Linked DNA regions of Homo sapiens: region 2 is linked to region 1. The links are chromatin contacts, found by Hi-C or POLR2A ChIA-PET in ENCODE. All regions are on one chromosome and are shown on one strand. Each heading gives the region's core, a stretch centred on a gene start or an enhancer-like site at or near the end of the contact. The rest is flanking DNA. Distances are from core to core; before and after follow the strand shown. Region 1 overlaps TOP6BL (TOP6B like initiator of meiotic double strand breaks). Region 2 overlaps TOP6BL (TOP6B like initiator of meiotic double strand breaks).

Region 1 (7,217 bases), core at 4,718-7,217:
AGGTGTGGTGGCATGCGCCTGCAATCCCAGCTACTCAGGAGGCTAAGGCAGGAGAATCACTTGAACCTGGGAGGTGGAGGTTGCAGTGAACCAAGATGGTGCCCCTGCACTCCAGCCTGGGTGACAGAGCTAGACTCTGTCTCGAAAAAAAAAAAAAAAAGAAGGAAAGAAAGTGTATATTATACATGGTAACAATAATAGATATCACTCATTGAATACCTACTATGTGACAAGTGTTGTGCAGTTGCTATATATATACTACCTCACAATAATCCTGTAAGGTAGGTATTACAATCTCTTCTTTGTATATATATATATATTTTTTTTTGAGATGGAGTTTTGCTCTTGTTGCCCAGGCTGGAGTACAGTGGTGTGATCTCGGCTCACTGCAACCTCTGCCTCCCGGGTTCAAGCGATTCTCCTGCCTCAGCCTCCTGAGTAGCTGGGACTACAGGTGCGTGCCATCATGCCTGGCTGATTTTTTGTATTTTCTGTAGAGACGGGGTTTCGCCATGTTGGCCAGGCTGGTCTCGAACTCCTCACCTCAGGTGATCTGCCCACCTCGGCCTCCCAAAGTGCTGGGATTACAGAAGTGAGCCACTGCGCCTGGCCCCTTCTTTGTAGATTTTTTTAAAAAGGCTCAGAGAAGTTAAGCAACATGCCTAAGGTCACTTAGCTGTTCAGTAGTATAGCCAGAACTTGACTGTAAGTCTTTCTTTTTTGTTTTGTGAGTGACCTTAAGTCTTTCTAATACTAATTGCCCATGTTCTTGCCAATATACTACAAACACTTCCCTACAAATATAAGATTTACCACTAGGTGATGATTTTACAGCAGGGATGGTGCTAAGGTATCTTATTTATATTATCTCATTTAACCTTCACAAAAACTCTATTAGGTACCCAAATTTTATAAATAAAAGATTGTGCAGGATCTGGATTTTTAAAAATGAAGGAAAATAAAAATAAATATTTTACAAAAGAGTCTCAAAAAGGTTAAACAGCTTGTCCAAGGTTAGCCAGGTCAACTTGGCTATAAATCTTTAGCATTAACCACTTACCTATACTGACTCACTATTATAGTGTTCCTAAAACCAAAGTTAGAAACAGTCTCCTAGAAAATGCAGAACTCCAAAAAAATGAAAGAAGAAATACAATCAGAAATCAGTAGGTTTTTATTGTTGGCTCAGAGAATACACAGCCATGTACTAGGTATATGTTAAAAACAAAAAACAAAAAAAATGGTCCCAGATGTCAAAATATGATAATACAAAAAGAAGAAACATGCAAATATAGAAGGATAAACTATTACAATATTTTTATTTTATTACTTTTTTTTTTTTTTTTTTTTAGAAACAGGGTCTCGCTTTGTCACTCAGGCTGGAATGCAGTGGCATGATCATAGCTAACTGTAACCTCGAACTTCTGGGCTCCAGCAACCCTCCCACCTCAGCTTCCCAAATAGCCAGGACTACAAGTGTGTATCACCACACCTGGATAATTTTTATTTTTTAATTTTCTGTAGAGACAGGGTCTCATTATGTTGCCCAGGCTGGTCTCAAACTCTTGGCCTCAAGCAGTCCTCCCACCTTGGCCTCCCAAAGCACTAGAATTACACATAAGCCACTGCACCTGGCCTTTTAATGTTTTTTATAAGTACACTGAAAAAGAAGTCAAAAACTGTGGCAATAGGTTGGGATTAAAGATAGAAAAAATTGGGCCAGGTGCAGTGGCTCACACCTGTAATCCCAGCACTTTGGGAGGCCAAGGCGGGTGGATCACCTGAGGTCAGGAGTTCAAGACCAGGGCTGGCCAAGATGATGAAACCCCGTCTCTACTAAAAATACAAAAATTAGCCTGGAGTGGTGACGGGCACCTGTGATCCCAGCTACTCGGGAGGCTGAGGCAGAGAACTGCTTGAACCTGGAAGGCGGAGGTTGCAGTGAGCCAAGATCACACCACTGTACTCCAGGCTAGGTGACAGAGAAAGACTCTGTCTAAAAAAAAAAAAAAAAAAAACAAAAAAAGAAAAAATTATTTGAAAAAGTATTTGAAAAAATTAACAAAAATGGGCTGGGCACAGTGGCTCATGCCTGTAATCCCAGCACTTTCGGATGCTGAGGCGGGCAGATCACTTGAGGTCAGGAGTTCAAGACCAGCCTGGCCAACATGGTGAAACCCCATCTCTACTGAAAAAATACAAAAAAAAATTAGCCGATTACAGATGGCGTGCACCTGTAATCCCAGCTACTTGGGAGGCTAAGACACCAGAATCACTTGAACCTGGAATGGAGGTTGCAGTGAGCTGAGATCGTGCCACTGCACTCCAGCCTGGGTGACAGAGTGAGACTCCATCTCAAAAAAAAAAAAACATTATTACCAAAATGGATGGGGGATTATTAGAAAATTCTGTAAATATGTCTAGGATTATTCATGCATGTTAACAGTGGTAATTAAATAATAACTGCAATTGGTATACATATCATAGTCACATCCTTCATTTTTAAAATTTTAGTATAAAATGTTTAAACCAAAAAGCAATAGTCTTTAAAGCATTTTCTGTGCTTACCACTTCCAAAACAACTTCTTGGAACACTTTCAAAGCTTTGTAACCTTGGTGATTATAGGGCGTATCATAGAGAGGGCTAATTATATCTAACAGTAAGACAACCGAAGTGAAAGTTCCTTGAGCAACTACTGGAGAGAGACTACAATGAATAATGATGATATTTACTGACTACTTGCTACATGTCAAGCAGTTTCTATGCAAGTAAGAAATAACTCCATTTTATAGAAGAGGATAATGAGACTCAATAAGCTAATTAATTTGTCCAAGGTCATACACAGCTAGTTAAGTGGCAGCACTGGGATTCAAACCTAGAGCTGACTAACTCCAAAGTCCACATTCTACTATCCAATGCTGCCTCTCCAAAAATGTTCATTTTCTGTGTATACAGGTAGCTATCTGAATGGGGTAATATATAATCCATCATTATTTTTTATGGAGCCTGACAAGCAATGCTTATGTATGGCTACTCAATATATGCATTTACTCACTCATAAAATATTAATGTGGCTTATTATGTACCTGGGCTTATAAAAATAAATAAGACAATCTCAGAATTAGAAGAGTTCACAGTTCAGTAGATGAGACAGACTAATTTATATGACAATGTGAAATTTAGATAAATGAGGTGCTAAAGGAATACAGCAGAAGGACCGACACCTATCCCAGAGTTAGGATAAAGTGACTAATGTCAGGTCAGAGAGGATAATTAATACAACACAACTAACCCCTTAAAAGGGGTTAGAGGACCCTTTTAAGATCTACTCATAGAATTATTAGAGAGAGGAAGCTGGGTGCGGCGGCTCACGCCTGTAATCCCAGCACTTTAGGAAGCCGAGGCAGGCGGATCATGAGGTCAGAAGATCGAGACCATCTGGCTAACACAGCCCATCTCTACTAAAAATATAAAAAATTAGCCAGGCATGGTGGCGAGTGCCTGTAGTCCCAGCTACTCAGGAGGCTGAGGCAGGAGAATGGCATGAACCTGGGAGGCGGAGCTTGCAGTGAGCTGAGATCGCGCCACTACACTCCAGCCTGGGCCACAGAGCAAGACTCCCTCCCAAAAAAAAAAAAAAAAATTATTAGAAAGAGGAAGAGAGAGATGACAAAGCCTTTTACAGTTGGGTGTTGGGTGTTAGAGACCCAGTACCCCAGCCTGACATACCTACAGAAGCAGTGAATTTACTTATTTACTGTTATGAAAAAAATAGATGCTGCCAGCCGTGCACAGCAGAAACTACTATTGAATCATATGGTTTTAGCCTTCACCTTTAAATATGTCTAATTATATGACAGAATATAGAAGTATGTTTTCAAATATGAACTTATACAGTCATGAGCCCTTATATCACTTTCTAGAAGAAAGTCTGTCTCTCTCTCTTGCCCCCTCACCTTAGATACATACACACAGAAGTACAGATGTATAAATATATAGATATGTTTGTGCATATATATGTTTGTATGTATATATGTATAACTCCATTCACTTGATCACTTAGTATTATTACAAAAATAAATATTAAACTGGATAAAGCTGTCAAGAAGATCTTATAAAATCAGATTGCTTTTGAAGGGACATGTTACCCAGCCTAATGAACACCAAGATGTAAGACTAGCTGTGGGCATAAACACAAAACCCAATATCTCTCCTAAATGAAACTTTCCTCAGTCTTCCTTGCAATTGACTTTCCTCGCAGGCCCAAATTAATGGATCATTTATTATAGCTTTTCCATGGAGTCTCTATTAGCCTTTGCTGTGAACCTTGCTACTTAACCTTTCTCCTCAATTGAGGCATCCATGATGAAATCTTTTACAATCTCCCTTTTATCTCTTCTCATTCTCTTCATTCAAATATTGTCTACATAGCTGCACAGTACCAAAAACAATGAGATATAATGGAAGAAATGCATGAGGAAATCCTTGTTCCCTTGAGGCTAATGCCGTTTGACTATACTATTATTTTACTTCTCATCTCCATCACCAGCTGACTGCTGGTCACTAAGCTCACAGTTTTCCTCTGTATGCCAAATGCTGTCATCATCTTGACTGACATCCATATCCAAGCAGATAACTAGCCTAAGCAATAACTTAGTCTCACAGTTCCCTGACCTCTTCAACAATAATGACCTTGACCTCCACTCATTCCCAGCCACCTATTTCCATGGCCACGGCTTGGAACTGTTCCATTCTGAAAATCTTAAATTGAAATGTCCCACTCTATTGTGAAAAGATGTACACCAAGGTGTTAATAACGGCTGCCTTGAAAGGCCAAATTATGTGTATTCTAAATGTTTGTTTTGATCATACTTTGATTTTTCTGAGGGAAACACTACTTTTGCAATAAAGAAATAAGAGAAACTTTATCACTCTGATAACAACTTCCTATTCTTTCAAGTGTCAGAATCTCCTACACCCAGCAAATCTGTTTTTCAGTCTCATCAAGACCTCCAGACTTCAACCTCTTCCCATGGATTAGATGCCCTTCCTCCATGCTAACATAGCATTCAGGGCTCACTTCTATCATCCATCCTGGGAATCACACCGTATTGTAATTACGTGTTTACTTCTTGATCTTTCTATTTATATTCCAGGTTCCTTGGGATCAAGTAACATATCTTTTTTTTTTTTGAGGCAGAGTCTCACTCTATCACCCATGCTGGAGTGCAATGGCGCCATCTCGGCTCACTTCAAGCTCCGCCTCCCGGGTTCACACCATTCTCCTGCCTCAGCCTCCAGAGTAGCTGGGACTACAGGCTGCCACCACACCCGGCTAATTTTTTGTATTTTTTGTAGAGACGGGATTTCACCGTGTTAGCCAGGATGGTCTCAATCTCCGGACCTCATGATCCACCCGCCTCAGCCTCCCAAAGTGCTGGGATTACAGGTGTGAGCCACGGCGCCCAGCCAGGATCAAGTAACATATCTTAAGACACTGTACCTACAGATAGTATCTAGCTCACTGACACTGACTTGAACAAACACACGTCTGGATGAATAAGTAAATATTGAAATAGCCCTGATCTATATGAGTCAGACTTTGGTTCAAGTTCTAATTCTGCCATTTAACTGTTGTATGACACTGGGAGAGTCAGTCAAGTTCTCTGAATCTCAACTTTCTGGTCTGTAAAATGGGGTGATAATCCTCATCCTACCCACTTCATAGACTTGTCAGGATGCTTACATAATATATATAAATGTTATGTATACAACTTACTGCTTGTTCAGGCTGACTGAAACACAGAACCTCATTTCCTAGAATTGCCCTTCTTGGTTCACTGGAATCACCTTTTTATTGCTACTTGACATGAATAGTTTCAGAGCTGACTAACCATTAATTGCTCCAGATTGTTTACCCTCCATTCTCCTAAAGAAGATAAGGCACAGCCAGGGATATCTGTTGTCCTGATACCATACCCATTCCTTTCAGAATGAGCATATAATTATTCAAACATGGAGAAAGGCTGCCCAAGGGCTTCCTGGGAGAATGTTTAAAGCACTCTAATTCGTTATGTCTCCACCAACTCTAAGGAAGGAAAATAGGAGATGAGAGACCTGTTAAAGGGAATGGAGAATGAATTATCACCCTCATAAATCTGGACTACAAATAAGTCGATAAAGAGATCTCTAAACCAAACTAATAAAAATGTATCCAGGTAGGATCTGCACTGGGAGTCACTTTTAATTTTCTTTATTAGGAGATCCAAATTCAAATAAGGGCTTGTTTCAGTGGTTCTCAAATTCATCTGCATATTAGGAATCACCTGGGATCTAAAAAATGTTCCAAAGCCTATGCCATACCTATTACGGACTGAGTGTGTCCCTCAAAATCCATATGCTGAAGTTCTAAGCCCCAAAGTGACTGTGTTTGGAGGCAGGGCCCTCAGGAGGTTATTAAGATTAAATGAGGTCACAAGGGTAGGGCACTGACCCCAGGTCTTAATAGGACTGGTGTCCTTATAAAAAGATACACCAGAGCCAGGTGCCAGTAGTTCCCACCTGTAGTCCCAGCTACCAGCTACTCGGCAGGCTGAGGCAGGAAGATCACTTAAGCTCAGGAGTTCAAGTCTGTAGTGTGCTATGACTGCACCTGTGAATAGCCACTGCACTCCAGACTGTGCGACATAGCAAGACCACATCTCTACCAAAAAAATTTTCAATAAAAATAAAGAGACATTAGAGATCTCTTTCTTTTCATCCACATGCAGAAAAAAAGCCATGTAAGGACACAGTGACAAGGCAGTAGTCTACAAGCCAGGAAGAGAGGCCTCACCAAAGCCAGCCCTGACAGCACCTTGATCTTGGACGTCTAGCCTCCAGAACTGTGAGAAAATAAATCTCTATTGCTTAAGCCATCTAGTCTGTGGTATTTTGTTATGGCAGCCCAAGAAGACTAATAATTACAACACCCAGACCAATTAAATCACAATCACTCAGAGTGGGACACAGACGACAGTATTTTGGGAGCTCCTAGGTGATCTAATGTCTGCACAGGCAAGTTTGGGAACCATTGCCTTATTTCATTCCAGCTTGGAACTTTGATGGACCTAGGCTTTTCTTTCTTGTTATTAGATTGCAGAAAAATAAGAATAAAATCATTAGTAATTTATAAGACCACAACAAAACCTGCCTCAAAAATCATCTGGAAGGGTGT
Region 2 (7,489 bases), core at 1,302-3,801, 45 kb before region 1:
TATTTATAGGCCACGCACGGTAGCTCACGCCTATAATCCCAGCACTTTGGGAGACTGAGCCAGGCAGATAATGAGGTCAGGAGTTTGAGACCAGCCTGACCGACATGGTGAAACCCCGTCTCTACTGAAAATACAAAAATTAGCCAGGCGTGGTGGCGCACACCTGTAATCCCAGCTACTCAGGAGGCTGAGGCAGGAGAATCACTTGAACCCGGGAGGTAGAGGTTGCAGTGAGCTGAGAATGCTCCACTTCACTCCAGCCTGGGTGGCAGGGCAAGACTCCATCTCAAAAAAAAAAAAAAAAAATCATATTTTCTGTAGTGACGAGGTCTCACTATGTTGCCCAGGCTGGTCTCAAACTCCTGGGCTCAAGCGATCCTCCCACCTCCGCCTCCCAAAGTGCTGGGATTACAAGTGTGAGCCACCTTGCCTGGCCCAAGGTAAAGAACTCTCATAACTCAATAATTTAACAAACCAATTTAAAAATGGGCAAAAGAGGGCCAGGCACGGTGGCTCACGTCTGTAATCCCTACACTTTGGGAGGCCGAGGTGGGCGGATCACAAAATCAGGAGATTGAGACCATCCTGGCTAACATTGTGAAACCCCGTCTCCACTAAAAATACAAAAAATTAGCCGGGCGTGGTAGTGGGCGCCTGTAAGTCCCAGCTACTTGAGGCAGGAGAATGGTGTGAATCCGGGAGGTGGAGCTTGCAGTGAGCCGAGATAGCGCCACTGCACTCCAGCCTGGGCAACAGAGTGAGACTCCGTCTCAACAACAACAACAACAGCAAATGGGCAAAAGATTTGAATAGACCTTTCTTCAAAGAAGATATACAAATGGCCAATAAGCACATGGAAAAGATACTCAGCATCAGTATTCACTAGAGAAATGCAAATCAAAACCACGAAATTACTTCACATGCACTAGAATGGCAGTAAGAAAAACAATGACAACAGTTAATGAGGGTATAGAGAAATTGGAACCATCACACAGTGCTGGCAGGAATGTAAAATGATGCAGACTGTGGAAATCAGCTCGAAAGTTCTTTAAAAAGTTAGAACATAGTGTTATCATATGACTCAGCAATTCTACTCCTAGATATATACCCAAGACAGTTACAAGCATGTCCACACAAATATGCTGTTCGTAACAGCATATTCATAATAGCCGAAAAGTGGAAAAAACTTGTGTTCATCAACTAATTAATGGATAAAATGTGGTATATCAATACAATGGATTATTATTCAGCCATAAAGAATGGATGAAATTGTTATATGGTACAACATAGATGAGCCTTAGAAACATGCTAAATGAAAGAAGGCACATAAAGGCCCATGTTGTATGGTCCCATCTATATGAAGTGTCCAGAATAGGCAAATCCACAGAGATGGGAAGCATACTAGTGGTTGCCAGGGGTTGAAGGGAGAGGGGAACTGGGACTCACTGCGAATAGGTACTGCTAATGGCATGATGGAGATGTTCTGTAATTTTAGTGGCGATGGCTGCACAGCACAGTGAATATACTTAAAATCAATGAGTTTTATTCTTTAAAGTGGTAAATTTTATGGTATATGAATTATCTCCATGAGAGATCTATCATATATTGTTTACTAAAACAAGTTTTAGTTCCCAAGTAATTATATTCCAAGGAACATAGGAGGGGCAAAAATAATTCTAAAGACATAAAGAAAGAAACAGGATATTTTCTAAATATTTTTATCTTGAGACAGAACTTGGTTTTTTTTTTGGCTTTAGCTTGGAAAATCTCGTGTCATAGATAAATCTTTCTCCTATCTTGAAATTGGTCTTATCAAGGAACTACCCGCATTGAGATATGAAGCTCTGGGCCTCTCTGGTAGCCTTGCACACCCTTCATTCATCACCTGGTCCCCCAGATAAGACAGCCCTGACCTCAGAATACACCTTGGATTTAACATTCTATGGGACATTTATTTCTAGTCTACCCCCTCCCCCGACCCGCCGGAAACAATGCCTTTCCTTAGAAAATTGCCTCCTTGATACTACTCCTGCTCATTCTGGGTTTAAGTTCTCAGTCCCTACATATATCTATGACACTAAACCCTGGAGTACTATCTTGTTCACTCCTTCCTGGCCCACTGTCTCTGTTCAAACATTCAGGCTTAAAATATCCACTCCTCGCCAGGTGCAGTGATGCACGCCTGTAGTTCCAGTTACTCAGGAGGCTGACACAGGAGGATCACTTAAGCCCAGGAGTTCGAGGCTGTAGTGCACCATGATCACACCTATGAATAGTCACTGCACTCCAGCCCGGGCAACATAGCGGGAACCTGTTTCTAAAAAAATAAAAACAAAAATAATACCTTCTCCATTCCTGCATGACCTTTCCCTGAATATGTTCACTCTGAATACACACTCCCTCATTTTTTCAGTTTCTCAATAAAGCATATAATAGATGGTTTTCTTCCCTGTTACTCAAGAGGTCAGCTATTCTACCTTTCCTGTTTAGAAATGGAAACAGAATGGCCCAGAGGTCAAAGAATTTGACCTATCATCCTTAGTCTTGTAGTTCTAGCTGAAGCCACTGGGTGCCACTCTTGTACCACTAACAAGTTATTTATCACTAAATGGCCATTACCAGAGGATGTTGAGTGGAGAATCATGGGTTCTACTCAATGACCTGGATCACTCATCTGCCCTGGGCTTGCAACCTAGTCCTCTGTGTTAACAATATTACCAGGTTTCAGAGCCGGGAGCTCTCGGTACAAATTCTAGCCTTGCTATTTACTGACTGTGATTCTGGGCAAATTATGAAAGTTCTGTAATCAGTTTCCTCATCTGTAAAATGGGAAAACTATGACCTAATTTATAACATCTTTGCAGAGATTAAAGTGAAAATCTCGGCACAGATTAGGGATTCAGTAAGTGTTCCTTCTTTCCAAGACCTATGACTACTGGTAAGACCTTGAGTTCACTAGCCATATGCCAAATTAATTGGGCTATGAATGGCCCTGAGGCTATGAGCCATGACTATAGCAAAAGAACAGGGTAAAAGAGGTCAGATCTTTTTTTTTTTTTGAGACAGAGTCTTGCTGTGTCACCCAGGCTGGAGTGCAGTGGCATGATCTTGGCTCACTGCAACCTCCGCCCCCTAGATTCAAGCGATTCTCATGTCTCACCCTCCTGAGTAGCTGGGACTACAAGGGTGTGCCAACAGGCCTGGCTAATTTTTTTATTTTTAGTAGAGACGGAATTTTGCCATGTTTGCCAGGCAGGTTTCAAACTCCTGACCTCAAGTGATCCACCTGCCTTGCCCTCCCAAAGTGCTGAGATTACAGGAGTGAGCCACCGCACCTGGCCCAGATTATCTTTTTTAGGTCTTACTGGGATACCACAGAGGCCCAAGTAAAAGTACTTCAGAGGCTGAAGCACTCCTAGATCCTGAGGAGTCCCTCTGCGCTTATATCCTGGGTCCTATGATAACAGCACATGCCTTACCCTGAACCTGTCCCTAGAAAGCTGAAGATGTGGATGGCTGTAGTGAACTGCATTCTCCCCCACCCCAAATATGTCCAAATCCTAACCCCCAGAATTTGTGAATGTGAGCTTATTTGAGAAAAGTCTTTGCACATGTAATTCCAGATCGCAAGACAGGATTAGCCTGGATTTAGGGTGGGCCCTAAATCCCTAATTACCTGCCTGTAATCCCAGCACTTTGGGAGGCCAAAGCAGCCAGATCACCTAAGGCTAGGAGTTCGAGACCAGCCTGGCCAACATGGCAAAACCCCGTCTCTACTAAAAATACAAAAATTAGTTGGGCATGGTGGTAGGCGCCTGTAATCCCAGCTACTCGGGAGGCTGAGGCAGGAGAATCACTTGAACCCAGGAGGCGGAGGTTGCAGTGAGCCAAGATCGTTGCCACTGCACTCCAGTCTGGGCGACAGAGCAAGACTCGGTGTCAAAAAAAAAAAAAAAAAAAAAAAAAGGCAGAAAGATTTGAGAGACAGGGAGAAAGCAATGTGAAGATGGAGTTACAGTTTGGAGTTATGCAAACTACAAGAAACCAAGGTACAGTTTTTATCAGAAGCTAGAAGAGGCAAGACAAGGAAGCACTCTCCTCTAGAAACTTTGGAAGGAGTGTGGCCCTGCCAACACCTTGATTTTGGACTTCTGGCCTCCAGAACTGTGACACAATAAATTTGGATTGTTCTTAAACCTTCAAGTTGATGTTAATTTCTGACAGCATCCCAGGAAACTGATACAATGGATTTTAGCTTTATTTGCGCAAGGCGTGGACAGCGGCTTTCCAAGTCCGAGGGAAACTGGCAAGAGTATTTGCGGTGAAGCAGCTGAAAGGAACAGTGGACACGTTCCTGGGAAGTGCATCGTAGAAGGCACAGCCAGCCATGGAAGGGGTGGTGAAGGGAGCACTAACGGCTTTACTGCTGCTCTGTGCCTCTCTAATCACACTGAAGAGGAGGATGGTAAAGTCCATAAGATGCTTTGATCCTTGGGTGCCTGGGCACCTAAACTTCCCCACCCAATCAGGAAAGCAGAAGTACAAGGGGCAGAGCAGATGCAGAGGAGGTACCAAAGGCCCTGTTACTCATTTTCTCAGAAACAGTGTCCATAGCGCGGTGGCTCATGCCTGTAATCCCAGCACTTTGGGAGGCCGAGGCCGGAGGATCACGAGGTCAGGAGATCAAGACCATCCTGGCCAACACAGTGAAACTCCGTCTTTACTAAAAATAGAAAAAACAATTAGTCGGGCATGGTGGCAGGTGCCTGTAGTCCCAGCTACTCAGGAGGCTGAGGCAGGAGAATGGTGTGAACCCGGGGGGTGGAGCTTGCAGTGAGCCGAGATCACGCCACTGCACTCCAGCCTGGGCGACAGAGTGAGACTCCGTCTCAAAAAAAGAAAAAAAAAAGAAAGTGTCCATACTTGTTATAACTGTTGAGATATAAACTGACAGAGTAAACTGCATACATAGAAAATGTACAATTTTTTGTTTTTTTTTTTTTTTTTTTTGAGACAGAGTCTCACTCTGTTGCCCAGGCTGGAGTACAGTGGCATGATCTCAGCTCGCTGCAACTTCTGCCGCCCGGGTTCAAGCAATTCTCCTGCCTCAGCCACCCAAGTAGTTGGGATTATAGTTGCCTGCCACCATGCCCAGCTAATTTTTTTTATATTTTTAGTAGAGATGGGGTTTCACCATCTTAGCCAGGCTGGCCTTGAACTCTTGACCTCGTGATCCACTCGCCTCAGCCTCCCAAAGTGCTGGGATTACAGGCGTGAGCCACCGCACCCGGCCGAAAATGTACAATTTTTAAGTACACATGTGCATACCTGTGAAACCATCACACAATCAACATAATGAACATATTCATCTCCCTGCAAGCATCCTGCTGCCCTTTATAATCATTCCAACTCTCCCACCTCCCATCCTCTAGTAACCACTGACCTGTGTAGATTAGTTGGCATTTTATAGAATTATATGTAAGTGCAATCAAACAGTATGTACTCCTTTAGTTTTTGATTTTTTCACTTGCCATGCTATTCAGAGATTCATCCATGTCACTGTGTGTATCAATAGTTCTTTCCTTTTATTGCCACATAGTGTTCCTTTATATGAATCTACTACAATTTTTTTATCCATTTACCTGTTGATACTGGGTTGTTTCTCATTTTTGGGGCTATAACAAAAGTGCCATGAAGATTTGTGTATGATTCTTTGTGTGGAGATATGTTCTCATTTCTCTTGGGTAAATACCTAGGAGTGAAAGAGCTAGGTCATATGATAGGTATATATTTAACTTTTTAAGAAACTGCTAACTGTTCTCCGAAGTGCTTGTACCATTTTCCATTTCCACAAACAGTGTATGTGAGTTCTTTCTTCCACATGCTTGTTAACATGTGGTATAGTCAGTCCTTTTATTCCAGTGGTATGAAATGATTATCTCATTGTGGTTCTTTTTTGAACCTTTGTTGTGACTGATGATGTTGGGCATCTTATGTCTTTATCTGCCATTTGTGTATCTGTAGCTTCTTTCGTGAAGTGTGTTCAAATATTTTGTCCATTTAAAAAAACCGAGTTGTGTTCTTATTAATGAGTTTTAAGAGTTCTTTATATATTGAGGATATTATGGTAAGGTTTTTAAACATTCAATTTTAAAAACAGATACAGTGCTATCAGGTATATAGGGGTACTTCTTCTTGAGTGGGCTTCGTATCTTTCAAGGAATTTGTCCATTTCATCTAAGTTGTAAAATATACTGTAAACTTGTTCAAAATATTCTGATAATCCTTTTAATATCTGATGCTACCTTTCTGATTTCTGATAGTGATAATTTGTGTTCATTCTTTTTATTCTGATTAGTCTGGCTAAATGTTTATCAATTTTATTAATCTTCTAAATGAGCCACCTTTTAGTTTCATTGATTTTTCTCCATTGTTTTTCTGGTTTCTATGTTACTGATTTCCATTCTGATCTTTATTATTTCATTTCTTCTGTTTAATTTGTGTTTAATTTGCTCTTCTTATTCTAGTTTCAGTTGGAAAGTGATCTCATGGATTTGAGCCTTTTTTCTTTTCTAACACAGGCATTTTCCCCTCTAAATACTACATCAGCTACATCTCACAAATTTTGATAATTTGCTTTTCCATTTAATTAAATTAAAATATTTCTAATATCCCTTTGATTTCTGTGTTTAACTCATAGGTTATTTATAAATGTGTCATTTAGTTTCCAAATATTTGGGGATTTTCTAGATAGCTTTCTTTTATTGATTTTGCTGTAATAATTCTATTATAGTCAGAAACATACTTTTATGACTTAGATCTTTTAAAATGTATTGAGACATATTTAATGCCTTAGAATATGTTCTATCTTGCTAAAAGTGCCTTGTGCACTTGAAAAGAATGCATATTCTTCTGTGGTTGAACAGAGTGTTTTTATAAATGCCAGTTAGGTCAAAGTGATTGAAAGCATTGTTCTGACTGTCTCTGCTTATCATAACTATTAATTATTGAGAGAATTATGTTGAAATCTCAAAATATAATTTTGGATTTGTCTATTTCTCCTTATAGTTCTATTAGTTTTATGTTTGTTTATTTATTATTTATTTATTTATTTATTTTTGAGGCAGGGTCCCACTGCCACCTAGATTGGAGTGTAGTGATATGATTTTAGCTCACGGCAACCTCTGCCTCCTGGGCTCATGCAGTTCTTCCACCTCAGCCTCCCGAGTAGCTGGGACTACAGGCATGTGCCACCATGCCTGGCTAATTTTTCTATTTTTTTGTAGAGATGGGGTTTTGCCATGTTACCCAGGCTGGTCTTGAACTCCTGGGGTCAAGTAATCCACCTGCCTCGGCCTCCCAAAGTGTTGGGATTACAGGCATGAGCCATCGTTCCCAGCCCCTCTGTATCATGGTTTTGTTTTTTTTTTTTCTGGGACAGAGTCTCACTGTCGCCCAGGCTGGAGTACAGTGGTGTGATCTTGGTTCA

Evidence for each region. Hi-C counts contacts between places; a loop is a spot of excess contacts on that map. ChIA-PET counts read pairs that join two places held with the same protein, here RNA polymerase II (POLR2A).
Region 2: a loop to region 1 is called in a map of PC-3, with 2.1 times the contacts of the local background. The contact joins two enhancer-like sites. A Hi-C loop is called at or near these places in 3 of 168 maps with a recorded cell type or tissue (CD4-positive, alpha-beta T cell, OCI-LY7 and PC-3). POLR2A ChIA-PET finds 5 or more read pairs at or near these places in 10 of 52 experiments (AG04450, B cell, CD8-positive, alpha-beta memory T cell and 7 more).

What each region holds. Positions count from the first base shown.
Region 1 is chr11:66,788,246-66,795,462 of GRCh38, reverse strand. TOP6BL (TOP6B like initiator of meiotic double strand breaks) reads right to left here. Exons shown (of 15, transcript NM_001302084.2): 3 at 7,194-7,217. Among named protein-coding and RNA genes, the nearest start is that of TOP6BL, 47 kb to the right of the region's middle. Within about 2 kb of position 5,967, at least 3 of the 41 ENCODE cell types and tissues checked have a DNase peak (open chromatin) inside an H3K27ac peak, as active enhancers do.
Region 2 is chr11:66,829,518-66,837,006 of GRCh38, reverse strand. The region is part of intron 12 of TOP6BL (TOP6B like initiator of meiotic double strand breaks); the gene reads right to left. Among named protein-coding and RNA genes, the nearest start is that of RCE1, 10 kb to the left of the region's middle. Within about 2 kb of position 2,551, at least 3 of the 41 ENCODE cell types and tissues checked have a DNase peak (open chromatin) inside an H3K27ac peak, as active enhancers do.